Regions from separate parts of the Homo sapiens genome. Here regions 2 and 3 are each linked to region 1. A link is a loop called in an ENCODE intact Hi-C map of the cell type or tissue named here. Cell type or tissue: heart right ventricle. All regions are shown on one strand. Each heading gives the region's core, and the rest is flanking DNA. Links, peaks and the distances in the headings are about the cores only. Region 1 holds the start of LOC124906114 (a long non-coding RNA gene). Region 2 overlaps KIAA2012. Region 3 overlaps CDK15 (cyclin dependent kinase 15).

The links. Peaks named below come from ENCODE experiments on the same cell type or tissue, not always from the same donor. Only the 100,000 strongest peaks of a DNase experiment are listed, where the experiment ranks them.
Region 2: it touches region 1 in a loop (2.1-fold over the local background); 5 of 110 quality-filtered maps call a loop at or near these places.
Region 3: a loop joins it to region 1, with 2.1 times the contacts of the local background. A loop is called at or near these places in 34 of 110 quality-filtered maps.

The regions. Positions count from the first base shown.
Region 1 is chr2:202,051,095-202,061,629 of GRCh38, reverse strand. It overlaps LOC124906114 (a long non-coding RNA gene), which reads left to right and starts at 6,285. Exons shown (of 2, transcript XR_007088053.1): 1 at 6,285-6,318. In heart right ventricle, for the core only: a CTCF peak has its summit at 4,804 (motif pointing right); no DNase peak of the experiment used is centred there; H3K27me3 peaks cover 1,582 bases.
Region 2 is chr2:202,153,160-202,163,694 of GRCh38, reverse strand. KIAA2012 reads right to left here. Exons shown (of 24, transcript NM_001277372.4): 14 at 8,885-9,022. Among named protein-coding and RNA genes, the nearest start is that of KIAA2012-AS1, 41 kb to the right of the region's middle. In heart right ventricle, for the core only: a CTCF peak has its summit at 4,693; no DNase peak of the experiment used is centred there; H3K4me3 peaks cover 614 bases; H3K27ac peaks cover 1,934 bases.
Region 3 is chr2:201,869,971-201,880,505 of GRCh38, reverse strand. It overlaps CDK15 (cyclin dependent kinase 15), which reads right to left. Exons shown (of 14, transcript NM_001366386.2): 11 at 8,180-8,228; 12 at 339-478. Among named protein-coding and RNA genes, the nearest start is that of CDK15, 69 kb to the right of the region's middle. In heart right ventricle, for the core only: no CTCF peak of the experiment used is centred there; no DNase peak of the experiment used is centred there; H3K27me3 peaks cover 897 bases.

The DNA.
Region 1 (10,535 bases), core at 1,780-9,779:
CAGAGAACCACACAACCATTTTCATTAGTTAGTAGAATGGATAGCAAGCATTTGTAGGGCATATTTTAGGGAAGAAAATCTTTTTTTTTTTTTTTTGAGATGGAGTCTCGCTTTGTTGCCCAAGGCTGGAGTGCAGTGGCGCGATCTCGGCTCACTGCAACCTCTGCCTCCCAGGTTCACGCCATTCTCCTGCCTCAGCCTCCCGAGTAGCTGGGATTACAGGCACCCACCACCACACCCAGCTACTTTTATTTTGTATTTTTAGTAAAGACGGGGATTCACCCTATTAGCCAGGATGGTCTCGATCTCCTGACCTTGTGATCCACCCTCCTCGGCTTCCCAAAGTGTTGATATTATAGGCGTGAGCCACCGTGCCCAGCAGGAAGAAAATGTTTTAAATACATCAATTGAAAGTTGAGTGGTACTTAAAGGATATATATATATACACACACACACACACACACACACATAAACATATATATAATACATAAACAATGTATGTATGTTTGTTTGTATGTATATATGTTTATGTGTGTATATATACACACATAAACAAAGATAGAACTTTTTGTGGTTAGTAACCAGGTGGGGTAGCCCAAAGCAATGTGGGACACTGGATCTAGAAATCCCAGAACCTTCAAAAAGATTTCAAATTAATCCTCAAACTATTCTTTTGACCACATTTTTGTGAGTTTTCATGAATTCTTTTTAAAAAATGTATAATTATGGATACATAATAGTTGTACATATTTATGAGATACATGTGATTTATTTTTATTTTTATTTTTATTTTCAGGACAGAATTGTGCTTTCACCAAGGCTGGCATGAAGTGGCATGATCACAGCTCACTGCAGCCTCGAACTCCTGGCCTCAAGTGATCCTCCCTCCTCGGCCTCCCAAAGCGCTGGGATTACAGGTGAGAGCCACCGTGTCCAGCCCACATGTGATATTTTGATATAAGAAAGCAATGTGTAATGATCAAATCAGAGTAATTGGTGTATCCATCACCTCAGTCATTTATCATTTCTTTGTATTAGGAACATTCTAATTCCTCTTTTAGTTATTTTGAAATATACAGAACATTATTGTTAACTATAGTACACTATTGTGCTACGGAACACTGGATTTTACTCCTTCTATCTAAGTGTATTTTTGTACCTATTAACCATCCTCTCCGTAACCCCCTCTCTTCACTACCATTTCCAGCCTCTAGTGGCCATTGTTCTATTCTCTATCTCCATGGGTTTGATTTCTTTTTTTTTTTTAGCTTCCACATATGAGTAAAAACATGTACCTGGCTTATTTCACTCAACATAATGTCCTTCAGTTCCATCCGGGTTGTTGCAAATAAGAGGATTTCATTCTTTATTATGGCTGAATATTATTCCATTGTGTCTATACACCATGTTTTAAAAGTCCATTCACCTGTTGACGGAAACAGGTTTGATTCCGTATCTTGGCTATTGTGAATAGTGCCGCAATAAACATGGCAGTATCTCTTCAATATACTGATTTGCTTTCATCTGGAAATATATCCAGCAGTGGAGTTGCTGGATCATATTGTAGTTTTATTTTTAGTTCTTTGAGAAATGTCTATACTGTTCTCCATAGTGGCTGTATTATTGTTAACCATATTTACATTCCCACTGACAGTATATGAGGGTTCCCCTTTCTCCACACCCTCATCAGCTTTTGTTATTGCCTGTCTTTTGGATAAAAGCCATTTTAACTGGGGTGGGATGATATCTCATTGTAGTTTTAATTTGCATTTCTCTGATAATTAGTGAAGTTGAGCATTTTTTTGTATCTCTGTTGGCCATTTGTATGTCTTCTTTTGAGAAATGTCTATTCAGATCTTTTGACCATTTTGATTGGATTATTAGATTTTTTCCTATAGAGTTGAGTTCTCTATATATTCTGGTTATTAATATCTTGTCAGATGGGTAGTTTGTGAATATTTTCTCCCATTCTGTGGGTTGTCTCTTCACTTTGTTGATTGTTTCCTTTGCTGTGCAGAAGCTTTTTTTTGAGATGGAGTCTCACTCTGTCGCCCAGGCTGGAGTACAATGGCTTGATTTCGTCTCACTGCACCCTCTGCCTGCTGGGTTCAAGCAATTCTCCTGCCTCAGCCTCCCAAGTAGCTGGGATTACAGGCACCTACCACCACGCCCAGCTAATTTTTGTATTTTTAGTAGAGACAGGGTTTCATGATGTTGGTCAGGCTGGTCTTGAACTCCTGACCTCAGGTGATCCACCCGCTTTGGCCTCCCAAAGTGCTGGGATTACAGGCGTGAGCCACCACACCTGTCCTGGAAGCTTTTTAGCTTGATGTGATTCCATTTGTTGATTTCTGCTTTGGTTGCCTGTGGTTTGAGGTCTTACTCAAGATATCTTTTCCCAGACCAAAGTCCTGGAGTCGTTCCCCAATGTTTTTTTCTAGTAGATTCATAGTCTTTAATCCATTTTGATTTGATTTTTGTATATGGTGATATATAGGGGTCTAGTTTCATTCCTCTGCATATGGATATCCAGTTTTCCCAGCACCATTTATTGAAGAGCATGTGGTTTCCCCAATGTATGTTCTTGGCACCTTTGCTGAAAATAAGTTGTTTATAAATGTGTGGATGTATTTCTGGGTTCTCTATTCGGTTGGTCTACATGTATGTTTTTATGTCAGTACCATGCTGTTTCAGTTACCATAGCTTTTTAGTATAATATGAAGTCAGGTAATGTGATGTCTGCAGCTTTGTTCTTTTTTCCTCAGAATTGCTTTGGCTATTCCATCTTTTATGGTTTCATATAAATTTTAGGATTTTTTTTTCTATTTCTGTGAAGAATGTCATTGATATTTTGATAGAGATTGCATTGAATCTGCAGTTTACTTTGAGTAGTATGGACATTTCTATTATTTATTTATTTTCTTAGAGCCAGGGTCTTGCTCTGTCACCCAGGCTGGAGTGCAGTGGCATGATCTTAGCTCACTGCAGCCTCCACCTCCTGGGCTCAAGCAACCCTCCCACCTCAGCCTCCCGAGTAGCTGGGACTACAGGCAACTGCAACTGTACCCAGCTAGTATGGACATTTTAAAATTATTGATTCTTCTAATCGATGAACATTGAATATTTTCCCATTTTTTGTGTGTCTTCTTTGATTTCTTTCATCAATGTTTTATAGTTTTTATTGTAGAGCTCTTTCACTCTTTAGTTAAGTTTATTCCTAGGTATCTTATTTGTAGCTATTGTGAATGGGACTACTTTTTAAATTTCTTTTTCAGATTGTTTGCTGTTGGCATATAGAAATGCTACTATTCTTGTATGTTGATTTTGTATCCTGCAATTTCACTGAACTTGTCAGCTGTAGTTATTTTTTGTGGAGTCTTTGGGTTTTTCTAAACATAAGATCGTATCTCCTGCAAACAAGGATAATTTGACTTCTTCTTGTCCAATCAGGATGTCCTTTATTTCTTTCTCTTGTCTGATTGCTCTGGCTGGATTTCACTAACTCTTTAGGGTGGAGAAAGAGATGTATTAGAGCTCCTTGTATATTCTTCAGAGTCACATTCCATACAAGAATATAGCATACGGATGGCAGCCAAGATTCCTATCATGTACCAAGTTCAATCAGTTGGTAGTGACTGCCTAGAAGACTTGATTGGGCATAATTCTGCAGACTCCTGGCTTAGCAAAGAAGAGCTCCATGGATGTTCAGTGATGTCTTCCATAGGCAAGGGAGGGAGAGTGAATTGTGTTACCTATACTGATCTTTGCCAACTCAATATTGTAAACTGTATGGAATTCTCTTTACAGGGTGTGGATTTAATCATTCTTAACAATTCCTTTTGGCATCAACCTAAAGCCAAAAGTTAAAGAACTATGCCACTGATTATTATACTAACTCTAGTTCCTCAATTCCAAGATGCCATGTATTTTAGGTACACTACTGATTTAATAACAGGTTTTAAGGGGGTAAAAACCACTATAATAAATATGAACACTAAAAATAATATTTATCCATATATTCTTTTTCAGCATCTCATTCAGTGTTTGATAATAAACCTCTTTCAGGTGTAGTCTGTGGATTCTTCTGAATCATCTGTAACCATTGGCAGTTGTGCATAGCATCATGGGAATCATCTGTAACCATTGGCAGTTGTGCATAGCATCATGGGAATCATCTGAAACTATTGGCAGTTGTGCATAGCATCATGGGAATCATCTGTAACCATTGGCAGTTGTGCATAGCATCATGGGAATCATCTGTAACCATTGGCAGTTGTGCATAGCATCATGGAGATTCTCTACTTTCCAATCGTGGGCTGGTGATGTTGACCTCCTTAGCAAATGTAGGCTAGGCAGTCTAATTTTTAGCCATATTGTGGAACACCAGGGTTTCATTTGTATTTCCTGTTTGGTTAAACTCATAGTTTTGTCCTTCCCTTAATTAAATTATTCTTTTCTATAGGGTAAAACCTTCTTCCCAAAGTCACCCAGAAGCTTCTGAAAGATGTTTGGAACCTGAGGGTGACTTTTCAATGAATGAGCCGATCACACCAAACTCCTGTAACTTTAAAAATTCTGCTATTTCTCCTGAGATATCTGTCAATTTTTATTGTATATAATTACAGTGCCCATAGTGTAGACTGGCAGTCCTTTTCCTGTGTCCTCTGAAGTGCTTGTCTGATGTTTCGCTGAAAGACATGAAAGTGTAGTCATGCCTTCAGCAATAAATATTTGCTTCACTTATTGTAAATATGCCTCGCTAAGTTCTCCCACAGGCAGACAGTAACAACTCCTTCTCAACTCACTCTCCTGCCAGCAGGTGGCAAATTTCTTTTGACATAAATTATAAGCTGCACTCCAATTTTAGAAATGTTAAAATGTGAGCAAATAAGAGTCTGAGAATAAAGGGAATAAAGCAGATATCTAAATGAGGTAAACTCTGAGGATTCAGATCAAGATTCCAGTGCCCAGAGTAAGAAGATGAGGTGAGCAGCCTCCACCCCCACCTCAGACCCATTCCAGAATAGTCTTCAAGGTTTCATTGTATCTGAGTGTGCTGCATATATACACACACAATATGAAGTAGAAAGTAATGCAAGATAGAAAGCATGAAGCTGTGTAAGAGAGGGACAAGAAAATACCTTGGGAATTCAGAGAGGGATAGAGCACTTCGGTTGGTATAAATCAGGACAGAGGAGTAGGTGGCTTTCAGGAGGATGTTGAAGAAACAGGTACTGAATGGGGCCGTGCGAAGAGAACAGCACCCCGTGGTGGCCATGAAAAGGCACCCCTCAGATCTCTAATTTTGAGGAGTGTAATTGATAGAGGGTTCTAGCTGCTATGCTCTGAGTTGATCACCACATTTTTCTGGAGGCTAAGGTTCTCACAGGCTGCTCCCAGCCAATGACTGCGTATGACAGATGCTATGGTAGCCAGGCTCCATTTTGGGAGATGCTGCAGATATGGGACTCTTCTGATGGGTGACTGGCTCAAGAACTCCCGATATCCTTGAGGAACTTTCTTAGAACTGCACAGCAGTCTGAGACACTTCCATCCAACCTTCCTTCCCTCTCTCCTATGCCCAAGGCGGACCTGTGCCCAGTCTCATGGTTCTCCTGGCTCCTTCCTCATCTTCCTTCACAGGTGTTTTCCTCAAGAAATCTCTTGCACACCTAATCCTGTCTTGGCATCCGCTTCTTGGAGGACCCAGACGGACACACAATACTTGTGGGGATGCCAAATCTACCGTTTTATCTGCTTTATTATTTCCCACCCTTTTCCCAATTACCACTTTTTTTTTAGAAGTTGGCATTATTGGATAGTTTCCAGAATAAGAGACATTTTAGGCAATAAGAAGTGCATATAGGAAAGTCTCATTTTTTTCTTTTTAGTCTAATTATTCTTTGAAGTTTTTTAAAAAATAGTGTATTTTATTAGTAGGGCCCTTTTGATTACAAATGACAGAAACTTAATGCAGGCCATATTAGAGAAAAAGGGTTAGTGATGATTGATGATGATGCTGATGATGACACTGAGTTGCATCTCAGGAACAGTAGGATCAGGGACCTGGGTGGCATTAGTGTTATTGCTGCTTCTTATTTCTGAGGCCCATAAGATGGCCATGGATGGCATCCAGACTCATCTGACAGCCTGGGGACCTAAAGAGAGACTGATTTCTTTTCATTTTTTTTTTTTAAACAGGGTCTCATTCTGTCACCCAGCTGGAATGCAGAGGAGCAATCAGACCTCACTGCAGCCTCAAACTCCTGGGCTCGAGTGATCCCCCTATCTCAGCCTCCTGGGTAGCTGGGACCAATGGTATGTGTGCCACCATGCTCAGCTAATTAAAAAAATTTTTTTTTGAGAGATAGGGTTTTACTACATTGTCCAGGCTGGTCTTGAACTCCTGGCCTCAAGCAATCCTCCCACCTCATCCTCCCAAAGGATGTGCTGGGAATACAGGTGTGAGCCACTGTGCCTAGCCTGACTTCTTTTCAATTCCAGTAATTTTCAGGGGAAGCCCAACTTGGTCTAGTTTGGATCAGCCACTTAACCTCACATCAACTGTAATCTGGGGGACTGCTCAGAGGAAGCAACTGTGATGATTTGTCCATGTTATACCAACATGGTAGGGTTCGTGGCTACCAGGTGCATTGTGGCTGGAGGAGGGAGGAAGGAAGGTTGCTAAGATGACCACTTCATATTTACACTACACAGAAGATGTCTACAGTGTCACTGCTGCACATCCATGTATAAACACCCAGACGCCACTCTTCTGCAGAGAGCTTGACAGCCTCTCAGCAAGAGACTGGAAGTGGGATGAGCTCATGCAGGGCACACAGCTCTTGGATTTGATTCGTATAGATTCTCAGGGCTTCATCAAGAGGCTTCAGCTGCATCAGGGTTTGCAACTGCAAAGTTACTAGAAACCCTCTTGTACTTGCCCCAAATAATCAGATTTGTGTGACTGTAGTTTCAGCCTATTAGTTCTCTGCCAGAAGGAACCTGCATGGTATAGATTTGGGGTTAGGAAACCTGAGTTCTTATCTTGGTTATGTTTTAACTAGCTATGTGCCACTTAGTCTCTCTGCATTGAAATTTCTCTTCAAATCTTCAACTGGGGAATTAGACAAATAAAGGTCATTCCCAGCTCAGAGATCCTACGACTCAATAATTGTCAGTTGTAAAGAATCTGTTGGGCATTTCTTAGGCTTACTGCTACATTCTTACTTGAAACTTATTTTCCTTCCCTCCCTTCCTTCCTTCCTTCTCTCCTTCCTTCCTTCTTTCTTCCTTTTTTCCCTGCATCTCTCCCTTCCTTCTTTCTCTTTTCCCTCTCTTTCTCTCCTTTCTTCCCTTCTTTCCCCCTAACAAACAGATATTGAACAAGTGGTATATGCCAGGCACTGTGCTATGATTTGGACATAAAATAGAAACAAAACCCAGTTCCAGCTCTCAGAAAGCACAGAATCCACTGGGGTAGCAGACATATAAACGGATCATTAAAATATTACATGATAACGCTTGGTCAGTTTTTTCTTGCACCAATCATGAGTTTTTTCTTTCCTGTAATTATGTATTGGCATTTCTGCAGAAAGTGGCATCTTGTAGTTCTTGAAAGATGCAATTTTTTGTATCTTTGATGTATATTGGATGCAATTAGTTTTGATTGTCACAGCCATCCTATCAAGAAAACTCAAACAATTTTTGAAGCTCGTGCATTCATTCATTTAACAAATTTTTTTTGAGCATCTAATATGTGCCAGGCTCTGTGCTGGGGGCCTGGATGGGGTGACAGACAATAAACAAACAAAGAAAAAAGGTATATAAGTTGTAGTAAGTTCCAAAAAGGAATTGAATAGGGAACTTAGCCGAAGAATGATGGAGATGGAGAGGTACCTAATTAAATAGTGGAGTCAGTGGAATCTTCTCTGAGATGGGAACATTTCAGCTTAAACCATAGAGAGAGAAAGCCTGCTGGGCTATGCGCGTGGAGTGGGTAGGAATAGCATTCCCAGATTGAGGCCCGAGGTAAGAGAGTGCTTGGCTCACCACCTGAAAGATGGCCAGTGTGACTTGGGGACACCAGCAAGGAGGAAGAAGGTAAGGGGTGAAGGTGGGAGTGGGTAGAGGCCAGATCAGGTGGGGCCTGTATGTCAGTGTAAGGGGTTCTCCATGGGGGGCCCTCACAAGTTCTGAAGCAGCACAGTTGATTGGATTTGCGCTTTTGAAAGGTGGCTCTCAGGCTGGGCATGGTGGCTCTCGCCCGTAATCCCAGCACTTTGGGAGGCCAAGGCAGGTGGATCACTTGAGGTCCAGAGTTTGACACCAGCCTGGCCAACATGGTGAAAACCTGTCTCTACTAAAAATTAGCCAGGTGTGGTGGTGCATGCCTGTAATCTCAGCTACTCAGGAGGCTGAGGCAGAAGAATCGCTTGAACCTGGGAGGCGGAGGTTGCAGTGAGCTGAGATTGTGCCATTGCACTCCAGCCTGGGCGACAAGAGCAAAACTCCGTTAAAAAAAAAAAGAAAGAAAAAAAAGAAAAGAAAAAAAAATGTGTGGAGAGAAGAAGCTTTTCACCTGTTCTGGCTCAGCCTGGCCCCACATCCTTCGCCTCAAGGGAACCTGTGGGCCAGATGGAGACATGGGGTTGCTTTTGTTTTCTATTCTGGCCAATGGCTCTCCATTTCCTGGAAAGGTAAGACCGAAATAGAAAAAAAGAAGAAGATGGGATAAAAATGCTTGATCTCTTCCAGAGAGAGCTATAGGAAATAGAGACTGATTTAGAGAGTAAAACATCATATGACCTCATGCGCAGGACGACTGGCTGCCACTGCTGTCCCTGCCTGCCTTGGCCAAGCCATGGGGATGGCAGGAAGAGTGCAGCCAGGTACTCTGGGATGGCAGTGAGCTGACTGGATTTTGGAGTCCGACGGGTTTAGGTTGAAATCCTGGCTAAATTTACCCTATGATCCTGAACTGGTTACTTAACCTCTTTGAACCTCATTTTCCCTATCTGTAATATTGGAATAATACCATTAACTTTGCAAGGTTGTTGTAAGGATGAACTGAGGTAATACGTGCCATGGATGTGCTGAACAAATGGTAGTTGTTATGAGAGAGACAGAGTGAGAAAGCAAAAGAGAGAGAGAGAGAGAGTTGGTATCAGTTAGGCTGTCAGAATCAAACCAGTCTTTGAAATCTCCACTTCCTCTTTCAGGACCCCCAGTCTCTACCTTCCTTCTCTCCTAAAACTCCCTATAAGGAAAATGTCAATTTGTCAGGGCAGAGAGTAGTGAGGAACTTTGAAACATGCCTCTGCTTACAAGTGGGTTATGGATTATTTTTATTTTGTACCTTATTAAATTTCTAGGGAGTATATTCATTTTTTGCAGGCAACTGGCAACACTGCTTTTGGGAATTTGGGAGCACTGGAAGGAGAAATCTCTTTCACTCCCCTCCTGCCTTCATCGCGGCCTCTCTCGGGCTGACTTAATATCAGAATGTTAGGGCAGTTTCTGAATCATTGTTGGCTCTCGTAGCCACAGCCTTCGGCACCCTTAGTGCTTTGGACATGGGGAAGGATGGATTTTGGAAACACCCTCTGTTATCCTGATGGGCCAGCCAAGTGCCGGGCTCCTTACCCAGCCCCTGGCACTGCTGTGGAGGCTGCTGCCTGGTGAGGCTGCCTTTGAAAGCTGGTGTTTTGTTACAAACTCAAACCCAAAGGCTGAATTGGGTTGCAATGGAAAGTAGATTCCAAAGCTTCTCCTGGAATGTGAACTTTTCCTGGAAACTTTCCATGTTGCCTCTTAGCAGCAGGCATCAACGTATTCACACCAGGAGTCAATTAAAGAAACCCAAATTATTGCCGTTCCAATAAACAATGATCTCTCTTCCTTTTCAAATAAACTTGTTAGGATGGCCTAAAAGCCAGGTCTAATTACATGATCAGATAGCATAAATCTGATTATAGGCTTTTGTCTACTTTAATTTTCTCTTGCAATCAGAGCTATTTCTAGTAAATGTTAAATGTGTACTTAAACAATTTCAGTGTATACCTTTTCTAAAACCTACTGGGGGTTCTCTTTCATTCATCCTTACTCCTTTTTGATAAGGCATGAATGTTCCTAGGACACAGTATTTGGAGAGGAAAAAAAGATTTTGAAACAGCACACCTTCATAATTGAGCCTGTGATATAAATACATGTATCCTGCGTACAAACACATAGATCACATATCATAGGTTAGAGTGGAGGTCATTTAAGGTGGTTCTGAGTAGCCATTAAATGTTTGATCCACAGGAGGAAGAAGGAGAGGAAGTAAAATGGTAAGAATATTAGCAGTGGATCGTAACTATGCCTTTCAAACTTGTCTGAAGACAAACTTGTCTTCCAAGTGCAATCATTCTTACCAGCGATCCCTTCTTGCTCCTTCCTTACCCCTCCTTCCCCAATATAGAAGACAATATCCTCTTCCCAAGGTGCATCTTTGCCCATCCAAAAGTATCAAGATCTGCTGTCTGAATGGTTTA
Region 2 (10,535 bases), core at 1,249-9,248, 100 kb before region 1:
GTATTGAAAGGGAGAGTCAAGCTTCTTCTTTTGGAAGAATTTTAATGCCAAGAAGGATCAAACTTCAGTCTCAACAACACACAGCCATGAGCCTTCAGGGGCAAGGAATATCTTCTCATTTCACAGAGTGGGAGAGGGAGATAGAGAAACTCAGGGATTTGGAAAAATATTTTCAGGTGAATCTTTGTTAGAAAAAGAAATAGTCTTAATTTGAAACTCTGTCAATTCAATTGTATGTTGCTTAGAAGAGTGTCAAAAGAACTATCTTTTTTTAGATATAAGAATACATATGTGGCCAGGTGTGGTGGCTCACGCCTGTAATCCCAGCACTTTGGGAGGCTGAGGTGGGCAGATCATGAGGTCAGGAGCTCGAGACCAGCCTGGCCAACATGATCAAAACCTGTATCTACTAAAAATACAAAAATTAGCCAGGCGTGGTGGCATGCACCTGCAATCCCAGCTACTCAGGAGGCTGAGGCAGGAGAACTGATTGAACCCAGGAGGTGGAGGTTGCAGTTAGCTGAGATCGCACCACCGCACTCCAGCCTGGGAAACAGAGCAAGACTTCATCTTGAAAAAAAAAAAAAAAAGAATATACATGTGAAATAACTTCTATTTAAAGTCATTCATTCACTGCAACAGATTGGAAACAGCCTAAATGTCCCATCAATTGAGGACTAGTTAAATAAATTATTATTAGCTTATACAATGGAATATGATGCAACCATTAAAAAGCACAAGCATCTCTTTTTTTTTTTTTTTTTTTGAGACGGAGTCTCGCTCTGTTGCCAGGCTGGAGTGCAGTGGTGCGATCTCAGCTCACTGCAACCTCCGCCTCCCGGGTTCAAGTGATTCTCCTGCCTCAGCCTCCCAAGTAGCTGGGACTATAGGCGCCCGCCACCACGCCCAGCTAATTTTTGTATTTTTGGTAGAGATGGGGTTTCACCATGTTGGCCAGGATTGTCTCGATCTCTTGACCGGTGATCCACCCGCCTTGGCATCCCAGAGTGCTGGGATTACAGGCGTGAGCCACTGCGCCTGGCCTACAAGCATCTCTTTATGAATTAACGTAGAACTGCAAGATGTAGTAAGTAAAAAAAAAAAAAAAAAAAAGACTCTGGGCCAAGTGTGGTGGCTCACACCTATAATCCCAGCACTTTAGGAGGCCCAGGTGGGTGGATCACCTGAGGTCAGGAGTTCGAGACCAGCCTGGCTAACATGGTGAAATCCTGTCTCTACTAAAAATACAAAAATTAGCCAGGTGTGGTGGTGCGTGCCTGTAGTCCCAGCTACTCGGGAGGCTGAGGCAGGAGAATCGCTTGAACCCAGCAGGCGGAGGTTGCAGTGAGCCGAGATCGCAACACTGCACTCCAGCCTGGATGACAGAGTGAGACTCCATCTAAAAAAACAAACAAGCAAACAAACAAAAAGACTCTGAACAATGTGTATAATATGCTAAGATTTGCATATAATATCTATCTGTGTATGTATCTATCTGTATTTGCTTATATATATGCATTATACATTCTAGGAAGGGGACACAGGAAACTAGCAACTCCAGTTGTTCAAGGGAAGGGAGCTGAGCAGCTGGAAGGCATACTGTTTTCTACTTAAATTTGAAAAAAAAAACCTTCTGAATATATTTCAGATTCAAAATTTGAATTAAAGAAACTAAACCTAAATAAAATGTGATGTCACTTTTAGTCTGAGTTACAAATGCATGATTAAAACAGAGTGATGGAAACAGGTAATAATACTTGGTGAGTGAGCAAAACAAATGGAGGGACTGTAAATTCAAATCCCAGTTCTGTTATTTTGGCCAGGTTGTTTGCTCTTCCTCTGTTCATTCAGCTAATGAACATTTATTGAGTGTCTGCTGTGTGCCAGGTACCGAGATAGGCACCGGGGGCACAAAGATGAAAGATGTATTCGTAGGATGCTCACTGGCTTGTGGGGAAATGACAAGTCAGTTTGCAATGCAGCGTGATAAATGTTGTGGCAGATTATGACAGGTTTCTGCAGGGCCTCATGGGAGGTGAAGCTAAATTAGGCTGGGAAGGTTGTTTACCAGCAGACACAGTGCTAAATCTTGCAGTGAAGGGAAGGTAGAACAATTCCAAGCAGAGGAAGCAGCATGTGCTGGTTAGGGGATAGTTTGGTGCGGGGGCAGTGTGTGGACAGTGTAAATTAGACACAGGCCAGATCTTGCATGTTACAGTTCGGAGTTTAAGAAAAATTGCACATGTTATATTTTTCTATTTGTAAAATAAATACATCTTTGATGCTTGGAATTTAACCAGAGGGCCAATGGGGACACAGTAAAGAATTTCAAGCAAACCACTGATAAGACTGAGCTGTATTTAGAGCACTGGCAGCAGTGTGGTATTATAAGACTGGGAGAGGAGGAGGAAGAGTCACAAACACTTTGTGAACACAAACTACAGCATTGAAACCAACATGTGAGAGGCGCTTTCTCCGGTGGCTGAAGTACAGGTCCTGCAGTCAGGCTGTCTGCACTCAAGTCCTAACTACTACACTTGATGTCTTACAGACCATAGGAGTTACTTAACCCCTGAGCCTCAGTTTCTTCAACTGGAAACCGACAGATGCTGGACAAGTGATCTTAGGTTATCTTTTCCTTGGAAAACCTTCCAGCCATCCTGCCCTCCACTCTCATGCACAGCCCCCCTGCTGGGCATGTTACTTTTAGGACCACAGCAGGCTTTCTTAGGGAGCTGCTGGGAGGATGGAGGAGCATGTGCTGCAGGAGTCTGAAGTGCGGCCTCCAGCCTGTCTTGAGCCAGCTGCATGACCTATCATAGAACCTCAGCTTCTACACCTGTGAAATGGGAGTAATAATAAATAATTGTAGAGTTCTCAAAAGGCTTAACCAGGAAGAGACATTTGGAAATTCCATGTAACATACCATATGATACATGAATATAAATGACTAATTTCAATACTTTCTAAATGATGGAAGAAAATCAGGATCTCATTCAAAAGTTTCAACTTCAAGGTAGTATAACTTTTCCTGTGTAACAGAAAAGTCCCCTACATTGTCTTTGTTAAAGACTATGATTTTGGCCGGGCGTGGTGGCTCACGCCTGTAATCCCAGCACTTTGGGAGGCCAAGGTGGGCGGATCACGAGGTCAGGAGATCGAGACCATGCTGGCTAACATGGTAAAACCCCGTCTGTACTAAAAATATAAAAAATCAGCTGGGCATGGTGGCGGGCGCCTGTAGTCCCAGCTACTTGGGAGGCTGAGGCAGGAGAATGGCGTGAACCCGGGAGGTGGAGCTTGCAGTGAGCCGAGATCACGCCACTGAACTCTAGCCTGGGTGACAGAGCGAGACTCCATCTCAAAAAAAAAAAAAAAAAAGACCTTATGAAAAATCATAAAGTATCTTGTGTTATTAAGATAAAAAAGATTAATATATAATATCAAATCTCTGCTCCCTTCTTGGGTTCTGCAGCTAGAACAAAGAAGTACAACTAGGTACACAGGAACAGAACAGACAGACCTCATAGATCTCTGATATTGTGGGGATTTTTGGCTTTGAATCCTAGCTCCCTCTGCTGCCAGCCATGTGACTGGTCATCTCTGAGCCTCGGTTTCCTCATCTGCACAGTGGGGATCAGCACAATTACTGGGAAGGGTGACAGGAAGATTATACAAGGCTCAATATGTGAGGGGCCTGGCCCTTAGCAGGGATCAGTGAATGTTCCTTTCTCCCTTATGAATTGAGTCCTTTACAGATGTGAACATTCTTTCAAAACTATTAGTTCATGTAATTCTTGCTTCACTGTTGAGAGGCAGGTATGGAGTTCCCAGTATTATTATTATTTTTTTGAGACAGACTTTTGCTCTTGTTGCCCAGGCTGGAGTGCAGTTGTGCGATCTCAGCTCACTGCAACCTCCGCCTCCCGGGTTCAAGAGATTCTCCTGTCTCAGCCCCCTGAGTAGCTGGGACTACAGGCACATGCTACCATGCCCGGCTAATTTTTTATATTTTTAGTAGAGACGGGGTTTCACCATGTTGGCCAGGCTGGTCTCGAACTACCTGAGGTGGTGATCCACCTGCCTTGGCCTCCCAAAGTGCTGGGATTACAGGTGGGAGCCACCATGCCCTGTCAGGTCCCAGTATTATTATTTCTGTTTTATTAAAGAGAAAATGGAGTCTCAGAAGCATCACAAGGTCACTTAGTATCAGAGTGTCAGAGAAGTACCCCTTGCCCCACCCAGGGCTTCCCAACTACTAGTCTGACACTTTAATATTGATAATATTATACTTAATTCTGTTTTTTTTTTTTTTGGAAATAGAACACACTCATACATATTTTTTCCTGGGAATATTATTCAAGTGTCCTGGCACCATTAAATCTTGAGACCAGCTCGTGATCCCTCTACAACTTTCCTGCCAAGTGGTCATCAAGGCACGTTTAAATGATTGTGGAGACAAGAACTTATCTCCTAAGGCACCCTGCTCCATCTTTGGATGATGTCCTAAGCCAAGCATTATTTTCCTGTTGTATGTGAAATCCACAGGTTTCGGGGCAGCCCCCTTCTGCTTCGTGGGATGCATGTACACCTGCCCACATACGTAATGCTTGGGACTGGTCTCAAAACAGGTGGGGCAGCTCTAACTCCAGGCATGGCTGGCTGTTGTCCGTGTTCAGGCCAATTCCTCTACCTTGCATTTGAGGGCACTATATGCTAACTGTGTGGGAACTGCGAGGTGGAAGCTTATTTCTCATTCTTCAGATGTTCTGGGCATAACATACACATCCTTTGATATCAATGTGGAGTATAAGGATATTCAATTTGATATCTAGCATTAATAGGCATTATTGCTATTTTCTTCCCTACTACCATGACCTAACCCTGATAATTTAAAAAGTCCCTGAAAAAAACCTCTATCCTTATTCATTCATCAATTACCATTTCTTTTTGAAAAAACACAAATTGAGTTTTTAAAAACATGGTTCAAAAAATTTTTTTTTCTTTTTTGATTTAGAAAACAGGCTGGTCTCAGCTGGGTGCAGTGGCTCACGCTAGTAATCCCAGCACTTTGGGAGACTGAGGCAGGTGGATCACCTGAGGTCAGGAGTTTGAGACCAGCCTGGCCAACATGGTGAAACCCTGCCTTCAGTGTTGTAAAGAGGTTCTTAAAATGTGAGAAGTTCACATGCAACAAATGGAAAATGAATGAATGCTCTCCTGTAGTAACGTGAGCCTGCCTCTGCCACAACATTGTGCTATTACCTGTTTCATTGTTTATCTTCCTGTTAGATTCTAGGCTCCCTGGAAGGTCAAGGATAGAGATGATTCATCTCTGTATCCTCAGTGCCTATCACAGTGTCTGATACTCAGAGCATATTTAATATATGTTGGCTGAGGGGGCCGGGCACGGTGGCTCACGCCTGTAATCCCAGCACTTTGGGAGGCTGAGACAGGCGGATTGCGAGGTCAGGAGATGGAGACCATCCTGGCTGACATGGTGAAACCCCGTCTCTACTAAAAATACAAAAAATTAGCCTGGCATGGTGGCGGGCGCCTGTAGTCCCAGCTACTTGGGAGGCTGAGGCAGGAGAATGGCATGAACCCAGGAGGGGGAGCTTGCAGTGAGCCAAGATCGTGCCACTGCACTCCAGCCTGAGTGACAGAGAGAGACTGTCTAAAAATAAAAATATGTTGGCTGAGGGGAACCGAATGATCAGTGGGAGAGAAAGCTTTATATTGTCTCCACAGAACTTGAGTGGGACTGGAGGGAAGGGCAAAATCCTGTGGGGTCAGAAAATCTTCCTGGTGCAGATGGAATGTGTCCATAGGAATGGAATTTTCTAGAAGGAGTGCTGGATGCTTAGCTAACATGATAGGCAGTGTTTTTGATTGGACAGGGCTCAGCTGGGGGCTGCAGTGAGGCTTTATAACAGATGGTTGAGCATAGGCACTGGAACTGGGCTGCCTGACCAAATCTTGCTTCTGCCATTTACCAACTGTGTGACATTCGGTAAGTTACTTAGCCTCTCAATGCCTTAGTTTTCTCATCTGTAAAATGGAGTAATTCTACATACTTAGATTCATTTTATGAATTAAATAAATGCATGCATATACAATTTAGAACAAAGCCAGACACAGAATAAGTCCTCAGTAATGTTAGCAACTGTGATTATTTTTATCTCTTTCCATTCCCTTGTTCTGCCTTGACCTTTCTTATCACCTACCCTCATCCCCTGCAACGTGCAATGCTTCCTACATGCCCCAGGCAAAAATGAATGACATGCCCTGCGGACAGGCAGGAGATACACAAATGAATGTATAGGATGAGTTGGTTTCCACACAGCTCCAGGTGTGGAGGACAGCCTGTGTGCTCTTCTCTGTTTGAACTCATCATCTTTGTCTGTACTACCCTGAGACTGTGTCTTACTACATGGCAATCCCCAGGAATCTGGGAGCTACCACATCCATAAGGAGAAGGTCTATCTAGGGAGAGCAGTGAACACTGAACATTTCCAAGAGAAGGTCTTTGGGGCAAAGACTGGTCTGGGAGTCAGAAAGTGTACCGAGCGTGTACTTCGTGAGTCCTTTGGAAGCAGGCTGAGTTGCCATTTCTGTGAGTCTTGAGGGAGGTGGACAGGAAAGTGGGCCTTAGGGATGACAACACTTTTCCTTCTATAATACTGTGCCAAAATTGCTGGACAAAAAAAGTGTAATACAAAAGCATTGTGGATACTAAATATACAAGCAATTATTGTAAAATTCCCCACTTTGAATTCTGCGTTCTTAGATGCTCCATATTTTCTTTTTGAGACAGAGTCTCACTCTATCACCCAGGCTGGAGTGCAGTGGCGTGATCTGGGCTCACTGCAAGCTCCACCTCCCGGGTTCATGCCATTCTCCTGCCTCAGCCTCCCGAGTAGCTGGGACTACAGGTGCCCACCACCACACCCGGCTAATTTTTTGTATTTTTAGTAGAGATGGGGTTTCACCGTGTTAGCCAGGCTGGTCTCGATCTCCTGACCTCGTGATCTGCCCGCCTTGGCCTCCCAAAGTGCTGGGATTACAGGCGTGAGTCACTTTCTTATCTCATTTCCTTAGCAGCTATCACCTTTGAACATGCTACACACTCTGCTTGTGTATTAGGTCTGTTGTCTGTTACCTGTACTATCCTGGAGCAGGGTAGGGATCTTGGTCTGTTTTGTTTACTGATGTATCCCAAATGCCCAGAAACTGCCAAACACATAGTAGATAGCAGGTGCTCAAATATTGGTTAATGAATGGTGACTGTGATGATATTTCCTCCCAGAAAGTACGATTCATAATTCTCTCAGCCCTAAGTGAAGAACTAAACTGTTGCTAAGAATAAAAGGGATAGTTTCACCAGATAAGTCATGGAGTATGGCAGTATTTTTTGAATACTCGTAACAAATATCTTTTCTTTTGACGTCCAGAATCATTCTTCTTTCTTGTAGTTTTTTTTTTCTATAGAGATGGGGTCTCACTATGTTGCCCAGGCTGGGTTGCAGTGGCTATTCACAGGTGTAATCATACCACACTACATCCTTGAACTGCTGGACTCAAGCGATCCTCCCACCTCAATCTCCTGAGTAGCTGAAATTCCTTCTTATAGTTTTCAGTACCCCATTTTCCTCTGTCAGACATCCTTTCTCTTCCCATTTTCAGTCCCTGTGGCTCCAGGGTGGGCCAATGGCATTTCATTTGGGTATGGATAAGTGACCCACATTTGGTTTATATTCAGTACCGGAATGACCTGGGAAATAGAAGCTGGTGGCCAACTTGCCACCCTTGGGGAAGAGCCTATCTAAGAGGAAGCCCCGAAAAGCAGAGCCCAGTCATGGACAGAGACAGATTTTGGGCAAATGCATGACTCTTAATCAAAGCCCCACCTTGTAGAATTGGGATTGGGGCAGCCCAGGGAATTCGGAGGGTGACCCTCATGACCTCCAAAGGCCCTGCCAGTCTATAGCACTAGATAGAGCCACCATCATGCACTCCGCAAGTATTTGGTTTCTTCTGCCCCATTCCTGTCTTTCTCAGTCATTTCTTATCAAAGGCCTGGAATATTTCCTCAAGGGTACTATGAAGGATCTGAGATCCTTCCATGCCAGGCCTGGCTGTGTTCCTGGTCAGTTTCTTTCACTCCATGGCTATTTATTTCCAGTTCAGTAAGCTCTGAGGAGGGCAAAGAATGGGTAGGAAAGGGGCCCTAAACCAGAGAGTGTGCGATGAAAAGGATGGGCCAATTCATGGAGCATTTAATGAGCACCTTCCATGTGTCGGGCACTGTGTTCGATGCTGGGGTGGGAGGGAGTATTGCAAAGATGGACAAATGCCACCCTCACTATAGAAACCCTCAGAACCCTTAACTTGAAATGAAGCTGAGCTTGTGAGATCAATGAACTCTTAGAGAACAGAAAGCAAGGCCAGATATCCAGAAAGGAATTTGCAGTTGACGTCTAAATAGTTAACTCAAGAATCAGTCTTCTCTATAGTAGTAATATCAACTCTACCAAGTGACAGTGGTAAAACAGTAACAATTATTTTAGCTACTGTCAAGATAAAATGAATTATATTTGACTGTTTTATGAGGTGGTTTAAAGTTACTCTTTCTCCTCTCTGTTCCCTGTCCCCCACCACCCAAACCAGACACCCGACTGATTTGTCCCCGATGGCTGGCTGTGATTACTGTCCTAATTTGTTCTTTCTTCATCTGCTACAAACTGCCTATTTTCTGTCCCTTCTGATAATGCAGGAGCTCTGAGGGACTTCTGAAGCTGTTTTTGTACCATGCAGAAGTGTATTAACTGGAATTCCTGTGTTTGTGTCTATAAAACCCCTCGTCTTCTCAGTGTGAGATCACCTTCAGGAACGGCGTCATGTCGATGTGCAGCTTGCGCGTGTAAAATTCTTTTCTGTTTGAACATATCAGCGCTTTATTTATACAACTTTGAGGCTCTCCTGTCTTCTGAGCTGCTGCCTCCAAGGACTGCTGGGCTCCCTGTGAAGAGAAGCAGAAAGCCCGAACTTTCATATGAATGATATACAGTGCAACAAGAGCTAGTCCAAATCCCCAAATATTTACAGAAGGCAATTTTAAAAATCATTGAAACAATAATACGCAGCAACTATTGTTACTGTTGAAGACACAGAGGACCCTATAGAGAGAAAATAGCCCAAGACTGTTTATTAATTAATGCCTACGGAAGTGGAAAAAGGGACCTTCCTAGGTCCCAGGGCTTTAATTATTTAACCCTCACAACAACCCTGTAAGGCAGGTACTGTTACTCCCATTATACAGACAGGAAACCAGGAGGCTCTGGGAGGTTAAGCAACTTGCCCAAAGCCATTAGCTGCTATATGGCAGAGCTAAAATTACCATCTGTTGAAGGCTCCTTTTTAATGAGATATTTTTGATACTTATATAGTGGCTGAATGGTTATCAAATCTGCTTTGCAGCAAATATGGTTATAGCAAGATTCCAGTTTATTTCCAAGATGACAAAAATGAATTTGATATGTTAGGAAGACTGATTTGAACAAATGTAGCAGAGACAGAAAGAAGAATGAGCTAACAGAGGAGTCTGGGAGGCCCCGGGGGCTCTCCGAGCTTCTGGGCTGTACAAAGGGTGTCACATTTCAGGACACCACAGAATTGGATCTGAAGTTGCCCTCCAGCCCATGCCCCACATTGCAACCTGGCTGCTCCTTCGAAGATGCATACTGGACCATATCACTTCTCTGCTTGATACCTTCAAAGGCCATTGTCCTCAAGAGGAAGGCCAACTGGCTTACAAGGTTTATAAGCCCTTCCTGCCTGGCCCTGGATGATCTCTCCTGCTTCATTTAGTCACACAACAAATATTTATTGGGTGTCTTTTCTATGCCAGGCAGAGCAGATAGGGCAGTGCCCAAAGGGATGAAAGTCTCCACCCTCATGAAGAGTGCACATCCATTCCACTGAAAGGGAAGACAGAATCAATAAGGAAGTGGAACATAAGTACATCTGAAGGTGGTTTGTGACAGGGAGAAAAATAAAACACAAAGTGGGCTGAGGGAATAGCTGGGGATGGAAGTGGAGGCTGCAATTTTAAGCAGAGAGTCAAGGAAGGTCCCATGAAAAAGCAATGACTGAGCAAAGCTCTGAAGATGGTGAGGGAAGGTTCTAAGGTCTATCTGCATGAAGTGTTTACTTGGCTATGGGAATAGCAGGTGCAGAGGGCCACATGGGCACCAGCCCTTGAGCTCCTGGAGCAAGACCTTTGTAAGTGTCCTTCCCTCTCCCCTTCTTCTGACTCTTCTTCATCTTTCAAGTATGGCTTCCCTGTGCCCCTGTGACCACCCAGAGCATGAGCACCTCCCCACCATTGACCACAATGATTGCTGAGGCTTGTGCAGCCATCTCTCCTCCTCCTCTAGACTGGAAGCCCCCTGAAGGCAGGAACCATGGCTGTTCCGTTCCCATTGTCCCAGCAGTTTCTGGCACAGGGTCTGGAAATGAACACACACTTGATA
Region 3 (10,535 bases), core at 1,785-9,784, 180 kb after region 1:
CTGGCAGATGGTAGCTAAGGCAAACAACTCAGAGACAACGTCCATCTCATCCAATTTCTGAGTGTAAATGTGTACCTGTGAAATGTCTGGACCATTACAAAGAGGTCCTTGTAACCTCTCCCCACCAGTGCTTCAGAGTTTGAGAGAAGCTCATGCAAAACTCAGACAAGATTAGGTCCTATCTTGCTTCTCCCAGGCAAACTGATCTCTAACTTCACTCCTGGGGGTAAATGCTATGATTCTCCGGTGCTGAGGCAAACTACTTAAGACACCAAGACTTACACACACACGCACTCACGCACATGCACTCACGCACACGCACACACTCCCTCGCTCACCATCAGGAAGCTGGTACAGCTGAGATGGCAGGGCGCTGAAATAATCATGAACAAGTGCTTCCTGGGCGGAGACGCGGTCTCTGGGAAAGCCTTTTAGCATCTGGGAGGCCAGGTCTTCAGCTTCAGGAACCCTGCCCAGCCTGGAAAAGTGGGAGAGAAAAATAGAGTTTCTCCAGCAGCCTCCCTTCTGAAAAACAAAGGGATAAAAACAAAAAGTAAAGAAAAGGAGATGGCTAGACTTAGATTTTAAGTAGAATTTTCCTGGAATTGCTAAAGTTGATGGCAACTGGAAAAGTAACCCCCATACTAAACTCTTACTGACTGTCCTGTTACTAAGTTGAAGGGGAAAAATCTCCTCATTCTATCACTCAGCTCCCTTGCCCTCCACCGTGTGTCTGGGCACCATGTACACATAAAAGACACAGAAATATAATTATAAACAGAAATATATAATCAAGGATTCTTTTTGGAGGAACACTGCAGCCCCAACCAAGTAGAAAGGCCTGATTCAAAATACGATCGAACTCTGAGAGGCTGAGGTAGGCAGATCACTTGAGGCCAGGAGTTTGGGACCAGACTGGCCAACATGGCGAAACCCTGTCTCTACTAAAAACATAAAAATTAGCTGGGCGTGGTGGCATGCACCTGTAATCCCAGCTACTCAGGAGGCTGAGGCATGACAATCACTTGCACCTGGGAGGTAGAGGCTGCAGTGAGCTAATATTGCACCACAGCACTCCAGCCTGGGCAACAGAACAAGACTCTGTCTCAAACAAACAAACAAAAAACATGTTCAAGGCTCTGGACTCCAAGGGTGGCAAGCACAGAAATCTGGAGGGGGAAAAGCACAGAATTCTAAAGAGGTGATTCTGGAGGGTGAAGCTTGGGTAGAAAATACACTTGTTTGCAGCATTTCTGAAGCTCACCCAGTCTTATTAGTTAGGAAGCTCTCTTGGTTCCCTTGAGATGGAGCAGAGGAAGAGAGAGAATTAAGTACTTAAATCACAGTAAGGACAAATCCTCAAGTTGATCTTATGTTGAAATATATATCTGGAGATGAGCAAATACATTTATTGAGCAACTACTATGTGCTAGTAAGTGGTTGGCTTTGGGAGACACAGGACAAGACTGTCTTCTGGCAGCTCAGGTAGAGGAGTCAGATGTTCATCAAATTATCACACAGATGTCTAAGTACAACTGTGAAGAAAAGAATCCTATGGTCTGACTGTTTGTATCTCTCCAAAATTCAAATTTATGTTGAAACCTAATCACCAAAGTGATAGTATTAGAAAATGGGAACTTTGGGAGGTAATTAGGTTATAAAGGAGGCTTGAGAGAGCCCTTTTGCTCTTTCTGCCCTGTGCAGACACAGTGAGAAGGTGCCATCTGTGAAGCAGAGACCCCTTGCCCAACACCTAAGCTGCTGGCACCTTGGTCTTGGTTTTCCCAGGCTCCAGAGCTGTGAGAAATACATTTCTATTAATTGGCAATCACTCAGTTAAGGTATTTTGTTATAGCAGCCCAGGTATAACATTTTGGTTCCCCTGAGATGGAGCAGAGGCAGAGAGATAATTAAGTACCTAAATCACAGTAAGGACAAATCCTCAAGTTGACCTTATTTTAAGGGTTAAGATAGCCTCAATACCTGACCTATAATGGGAAGAGGTGGTCAGGAAAGGATTTCTTGAGGAAGTGGCATTTGAGCTGAGAGTTGAAGAATGGAGGGCAGGAAAGAGGCAGGCCTTGACTGACAGGGATCTGTGGTACCTACACAGACCCTAGAGTGGGAGGGAGAAGCCAGAGTTTTAAGAAGGGAATCAAGGCCAGTTGGCTGGCCCAGGACAAAAATGGGGAGAGAGGCCTGACATGAAGCTGGGGAGGGTGGCTTGTGGGTCTTCATGTTTCCCATTTACTTACAATGCTTGAAAGGCTTTGCTCATCTAATGCCAATCATTTATGTACACCCAACTCCACAACCCACACATAGGTTTATAACTGGAAAGGCACAAGAGGGAAAACTGTGCATATCCCAGCGGGCAGCTGATCATGGGACTGATGTCTGACATTCAGAATTAAGTTGTATGGCCATGAGACACCACAGTAAATCCCCAATTAAGCAGACATAGATGGGCTTACTTAATGTCAAATACACCTACTGACTTAAAGCAAGAAAGATCAGATATTATTTCCCTTCCAGGTGCCATGATGCAGAGATGCTGGAAGTCTTGGCCCAGAATTCTAATTTACCTAATTTTTGCATAAGATTTGCATTAAAAAATTTGAGCTATTTGATTCCCAAGACATGAAACTGTTTCTGCAAACAGATAACTACTTTCAAACTCAGGAATAATTGCTTCATAGGCAAGATAGAGAAGAAATTTGCAAATTTCCAAATCCTTGCAAATTTCCAGGCCAGTTAGGAGAAAAAGGAATTGTGTAGAAGTCTACTCATTTGCTGTGGCCTGAAGAAGGACTGGCAGATATATTCCTCATCCAGGGTATCCTGTCCAGGCAGAGGTTTTTTAGGGCCCATGAAATGGACGTTTGGAAGAGGAATGTTAGTACAAATCACTAGAGCCTAGGATCTCTCTGGAAGGAGACTCAGGGGAAATCTCATGAACAAATTTTAGCTGGTCCACCCACACTATTGGGTAGTGAGGTGAAGTTTGTGCCAAAATTTGGCCCTGAATCCACTTTCTGCAGGCTTCATGCTTTCTGGTTAAATATGAACTTCTGGACATGGGGAGGGCGGGTAGGTGGTGGGGAGCAATGCATCTATCAACTTCCACCTCCACAGTCCCACCCCAATCAGCGATTTGTTCTCTCGAATACTCCCCCAGCATTAACCCACAACAGATGGCTCCTGAACTGCCCTGTAGTGAGGGCTGAGGGGCTGCAGTCTGATTGGACAGGGAAGGCTGGGAGACCTGTTTTAAACTTGTGTTAGCATGGCAGGCATATTGTTTTTATTTAGACTGTGTTTGTGTAGAGTGTCTGGGGAAGCCAAGAAAGGCTAATGGAGTTTACAGGGGTATTAGGGGCACCCCTTTTCTTATAAGAACAGGTTATTTGGCCAGAGCTGTGCCTCATGTCTGTTATCCCAACACTTTCAGAGGCTGAGGTGGGAGGATCACTTGAGCCCAGGAGTTCAAGACCAGCCTGGGCAACATGGTGAAAACCATCTCTACCAGAAAATACAAAAATTAGCCAGGTGTGGTAGCATGCACCTGTAGTCCCAGCTACTCAGGGGGCTGAGGCGGGAGAATCACCTGAGCCCAGGAGGTCGAGGCTGCAGTGAGCCACGATCGTACCACTGCACTCTAGCCTGGGTGACAGAACTAGACCCTGTCTCAAAAAAATAAAATAAGAACAGGTTTTTGTTTTTGTTTTTTTTAAACCAGGTGAATGAATAAAAGAAGGGTAGGTACTAATTAGTGCAAGGACCTCTTTTTTAGGATTTTCCATTTCAACCAACAGAACCTACCCTCACCCTCCCCACAGGGTTGTTTCAGGGCTTCTGGTGGTTTCTGGACTTGTTCCAGTCTCACAGCCTCTGAACTATGACTGCTGCACTTTGCTTCTCCTTCTCCTTCGCCGGTAGAGGTGGTCACCAGGGCAAAGCGGGCAAGTGAAGTCTCTTCCTCCTAGGAGCCAAGTGTGTGTCGGTCTCCCCTGTACAAGCCAACTCCACCCCACATGAACACAAACCTTCACTGGCAGCACTGGTAGCAAGACCATTAGGATCTGGGCCTTTGGCAAGTGCCCCAGTAATCGCCGCCTTGCTATCGCACATTGAGCTCTTTTTGCAAGGCTGAGGAAAGAGTCCCGGGAAAACAAATGTTACTTTTTGGGCACAAATGTTGATTTACTGACATCTTCCGTGTTTGTATCATTATGCTTTTTCCTGTCACCTATGGCCTTGCTTGTTACCAATTGCCTTTACTGTCATAGTTGTACATGTGGCCACCACCTCTAACTCCCGCTGGAACAATTATCCACTGGTTACAACCCCTACTTTAAAAATAAACATTGGCATAAAAAAATGAACATCACAAATGTTAATTTGCCTACCAGCACCTTTCCAAGGTAAATGTGAATTCATACTCTTAGGTTTGTGATGTTAACTACCAAACATGACAGGAGTATCTTGCAGAGGTAGGAAAACCCCCCGCCCAATTAATGAGAATCTGCTATTAAAGGTAAAGAATCCTGTGATAAATCAGTCCTTCTAGTAACATTTCAAGAGGTGAGAAGTGTTCCAATGCCAAAATAATTCATACTTATTTGTAGAGCACTTAGAAAATGCAGAGAAGGAAAATTATGACTAGCCCATCACTCTGAGATAATCCTCTGATACTCAAAGATAATCACCATTGCTTGAGGTCTTTGTTTTCTTCAGTCCTTTGCTTTTAGACAGGTATAGTTTTTGTTTTACAAAAAAATGGGATCATACTATACATGCTCTTATAACCTACTTTTTCCATTGAACTACCTTGATCATCTTCCCATAACTTTGAATCACTTTCTAGGACATTATTTTACTGGCTGTTATCGTTCGATTATGTAGGCATATCATAATTTACAGAGCTAGACTCCTATCTGAGTTGTTTCCTTTATTGTTGGGATGGAGGTAGTACTATTAAAATCACGCTGTAACAAATATTCTCAAAGAGAAATCTTTGTGGGTTTGTGTATATTTCCTTAGGATAAATTCTTAGAATTGATGTTCGGTTGAAGGATATATACAACATGTTAAAGTATTTGATTCATACTATCAGCTAGAAGAGCTGTAGATTCATACTATCAGCTAGAAGAGCTGTACCAATTTCCATTTCTGCCAGCAGCCTAAGAGCGTGCTCATCCCTGTGGGCAAGGATAATAAATTCATTCCAACCCACCTGAATTGCCACAGGCCCCATTGCTTATAAAAGTCATAAAAATAATTAAAATTGTGTATCAATCCTAAAAGATGTGCTGGGGGCCGGGACAGCTACATGTAATCTTAAAAGTCCAGAATAGAAACACAAACAATAAGAAAAAATGAAAATTGAGTTTTGTGACTGCGTAAAACACCATCTACTAACCCATCACTCCATACTACTAAAATCTGGTTGTTCTCAGGGGTCTGGGACAGCAGTTTTGATTTCCTAGCACAGCCTGGCTCTGAGTATAAAAGTCTCCCACCCACAGCACTGCCACTGACCTCTGAGGTGCAGGACAGGCTGGTCAGTATGAGCTCAACTGGGTTCTTTGGTTTTCCCCCTAGACCTACAGGAAGAGGAACAGGGCAGGGATAGAGTAGGCACTTTTTAAATGTTCTCAGTTTGGGATGTAGTAGATGCCCACAGTCAGAAATACATCCAATACTAGGAAGAAACATTGCAGAAGCTGTCCTACAATTTGCCAATCAATCTAAAAAGTGAGTGCGTACCTACTAGGCCCACATTAAGGAGATCACCATCAAACCTCAAGCAAGCCCCGGGGATTCATCTACAGGCCTGTGAATGGTTCCACTGCACCTCTGAAGGGATTGTGTAGAAAAGCCAGTGACACTTCGGCTGCTTGTTACTCGCCACATCTGCAACCTGATTCAACAGCCAAATCCACAGAGACCTGGGTACCGGATGAATCCTGGCTCTACCACTTACTTAGTTGGACTACCTTGGCCAAGTTACTTAACTTCTCTCAGCCTCAGTTTCCTCCTGTTTGACCTGGGAATGATATTTGTAAGGATTAAATATAATAATATATGTAGCACCCTGCTAGGTACATAGTATATATCCCATCCAATGTTAACCCTTTCACAGAGCCCTTCCAAGAGCCAAGAATTTTCCCATGTGATAATCCAGGCTAACGCTGCCAATGGAATTTTCCATGATGATGGAGATATTCTATTTTTGCTCTGTCCAATATCATAGTCACTACTCCAATGTGGCTACTGAATCCTTGGAATGCAGCTAGTGCAACAGAATGGAATTTTAAACTTAATTTAAGTAAATTAAGAAGTTAAATAGCCACATGTGGCTAATGGCTACTGTATTAGACAACATACCTCTAAACACCCCTAAACATTACCTCCCCCCAACTTTTTTTTTTTTTTTTTTTTTTTTTTTTGAGACGGAGTCTCACTCTGTCTCCCAGGCTGGAATGCAGTGGCACGATCTCAGCTCACTGCAACCTCCGCCTCCCGGGTTCAAGCGATTCTCATGCCTCAGCCTCCTGAGAAGCTCGGACTACAGGCACATGCCACCACGCTCGGCTAATTGTTTGTATTTTTAGTAGAGACGGGGTTTTGCCATGTTGGCCAGGCTGGTCTTGAACTCCTGACCTCAGGTGATCTGCCCACCTCGTCCTCCCAAAATGCTGGGATTACAGGCGTAAGCCACCGGGCCCAGCCTAGACATTACTTCCTGTGTTAAAGATCTGAGCAGAGAAGCCAGAAGTCTGAGAAAAGGTGAATACATATTGCTAGGGGACAAGGGAAGGCGCAGAGGCCATGGGTGCTATATCGTCAGAAAAGCCAGAGAGGTATTCAGAGAATTCAAGCCTTGCTCAGCCCTCGAAAGAAAGGCTGGTGGGGTGATAGCAGGAGGCTGGTGAACTATCTTCTGCCATGGGACAGGGGCAGCTGCAGCAGCAGCAGCATGGAGTATTAAGATGGTTCTCAGGTTGAGAGTTGCCATTTACTTTGGAAGCTGATAGTGACATGAAAGAAAGCCACGGGCCATGCTAAAATCCACATATCTCTAGGTAGAGGGGAAGGAGCCTGACTATACTGCACGTCTTGAATGAAGTGATAAACAGTAGTTCCCTAGAACCTGTCTCCAAAAGGTTTCAGGTTATACAGTGCTGTTGAAAATAAGAGTGGAGGGTGCAGATGTCCTGGAGATACCTGTCCCTCCCAGTGAAAGATCTCTGGTAGTCCATAGTTCTATGTTCCTAACCTATTTTACTCTTTGTACCCTGATATTTTATTCTACGTGGAGGCTTTTTAAAGGAAATGAACAGTAAGAGTGAAGAATTCAAACAACTTTTGGTTAAGTTAAATTCTACCATATTTTCAGGGAAAAACAATGTTCGAGTGTTCAGTCAGGATCTTGGCCAGTGAAACTCTTCCACTTCTCCCCACCTGCAAGACTGTGTTTTTCTCTGACATTTGAGCTCGTTTCCCCTGTCTCTGATGTTTTCCTCATTGCCCTTTTTGCCTCCTCACTGAAGCAAAAAGAACAGAGCCTCGGCTAATTACTCTCAGATCAAATAATACTGGTTATTGTAATTGGTCATTGTCCGAAAACACTGAGTTCTTCTTAGCCCGGAGGTTGCCTGGCACAGCTTAGTTAGCTAACTATTCCCGGAATGTCTCTATTATCTGTTTTACTTTGCAAAAGAAACTAGGGATTTGTTGAAAGCTGGTAATAAAAGTCTGCCCTGGTCTGAGCCGAGACTGCGTAGAGAGGGCCTGGGAAAGCATGACCCCCATGAATCAAGTTGCCCCCCCTCCAATAGCCACTCAATGATGTTATTTGGTTTCTCTGTGTCAGAGAATAATAAACCCACTAGGTTTTCTTGCAGACCAACACTCCCTCGTTCTCAGGGCCTGGGGCATGGCTGAGGGACACAAAACAATTTTAACGACCAAACTCACTGAAAGTAAAATGGTTCATAGAAAAAAATTAACAGACTCTCAGGGGTCTGGCGCTTCCAGAGGCATCTTCCTACAGCTTAGAGCCCCCACATGGAAGTGCTCGGGGGCTGCTGTTCAGTGGACTGAGATCCAGGGAAATGTCTCTCCAATCCTGCTTAAAGATCCCTTAAAGATCCCTTCCTGAGGTAGTACTCACCTGTTCCAGACAACATGAAGGCTTCGAGGCGTAGGCAGTGGGAACCATTCTGGGAAGCATACAGAGGGCGTTAAAAAATAAAATCCACCCGAAAACCCTGTTGCCAAATATACTGTTAAAATTCTAAATGCTCTTCTTGGCTTGGTTTAAAAAAATGATTCAAGTATCAGGTAGGCTAATGTGATTTTTAAAGCCTCATCTCCTGCTGAATTTTTATGATTTGGTGAAAGGTCACTATTATGGGTTGAATTATGTGCTCCCAAAATTCACATGTTGAAGTCCTAACCCCAATTACTTTAGAATATGATCTTATATGGAAATAGGGTCATTGTAGATGTAATTAGTTAAGATGAAAGCATTAGGGTGGGCCCTAATGCAATTTGACTCACATCCTCCTAAAAAGGCAAAATGTGGACCCAGAAATAGACGTGCGTCAGAGAAGGTGAGGCGAAGAGACTCAAGGAGAAGACGACCATCAACAAGCCAAGGAGAGGGACCTGGGACAAATTCTCCCTCACATCCCTCCCACGGAACCAACTCTGCCAACACCTCAATTTCAGACTTCCCAGTCTCCAGAACTGTAAGACAATAAATTTCTGTTGCTTAAGCCACCCAGTTTGTGACTTTGTTACAGCAACTCCAGCAAACTAATACAGTCAACATATTCAGTAAAGTCAATAAACATTTGTTTAACATACACTGTGTGCAGAGCATGTACCAAGTGCTGGGAAGAATACAAAACAGATCAAAAGAAACCCCACTACCTCTGCAGAGCTTACAATTCATTTGGGAGAACAAGTATACGCGCGTGAAATGTGATGAATAATGAGGCAGTCTTAAAGACTCAAAAGTGGTTAAAAAAAAAAAAAAGTCAGGGGAGCCAGGCGTGGTGGCTCTTGCCTATAATCCCAGCACTTTGGGAGGCTCAGGCTGGAGGATTAGTTGAGACCAGGAGTTCAAGACCAACTTGGACAACATAGTGAGACCTGTCCCTACAACAACAACTGAGCCTGGTGGCATGTGTTTATAGTCCCAGCTACTTGAAAGGGTGAACTGGGAGGATCACCTGAGCCTAGGAGGTTGAGGCTGCAGTGAGCCGTGATTGTGCCACTGCACTCCAGCCTGGGAGACAGAGCAAGACCCTGTCTCAAAAAAATAAATAAATAAAAATAAAAATAAAAAATAAAGTAAGGGGAGCTAATTTTATATGTCACTTGTGGTAAAAATGGAAGTGAATCCTGGCTTGAATATTCCAAAATAGGTGATAATAAAAATTGGAGCACTCTATAACATTTATATTTGGGTGTATGTGTTTTCATGATTCTTAGTATTGATACCATTTAACCCAAACAAAAACCATCCTAAAAGGGAATGATTTCTCATTCACTCAAGAAATACTAACTGAATGCTTCTTCTATGTAAGGGCTTCTTCTATGTAAGAGGAGCTGCAGGGGAGGCAAGCTGATGGATGCTCTTTATCAAATTTCCTTTATTGTCCACTCCAAATTGAGAAAATAATATTTCAACTCTCATTCAAAATGGTATTTCTGCCTTATATTTTTCTTAGGCCTGAAATGTAATTATTTTGTTTGTTAGTTTGTTTAGAGACAGGATCTCACCCAGGCTGGTGAGTACACTGGCATGATCATGGCTCATTGCAGCCTGGAACTCCTGGCCTCAAGTGATCCTCCCACCTCAGCCTCTGGAGTAGCTGGGATGACAGGCATACACCACCACGTCTGTTTTTTTTGTTTTGTTTTGTTTTTTAATTTATTTAGAGATGGGAGTCTCGCTTTTTTTTTTTTGTCCAGGCTGGTCTCAAACTCCTGGCCTCAAGTGTTCCTCCCACCTTAGCCTCCCAAAGTGCTCGGATTACAGGCATGAGCCAACGTTCCCAACCATTATTTTGGTTTTAAAAATCTCTTCCTCCAGTTCCTATATAAATGGAATAAACCAAGGCTGTTCATCACAACAAAGAATTTAATCATGTTGGGCAAAAATTAATTTGATAATACTCATCTGTTCATGTTGGCATGCACATAGATCTGGAAGACTACTCACTAGATAGTGGTGGTGGTTACAGGGGCTTACCCTTTTTCCTTCTTTGCCCATTTTCTCAAACATTTTTGAAATAAAGCATATACAATATTATTTTGTAATTTCAAAAGGAAGTTCAATGAAAATTTGAATTCATAGTGCTAAGAGTTGTAGAGTGAAAGGAGTGATCAAAGAAAGTGACTTCAGCTGAGTTTTCAAGGTCAGGCGCAATCAAATGTGGACCTCTCTGCTGGCATTTTATAGTCCCAGGTGGGCACTAAGAGAAGCAATTGTCTATACAGGTTATTTACTCTCTGTT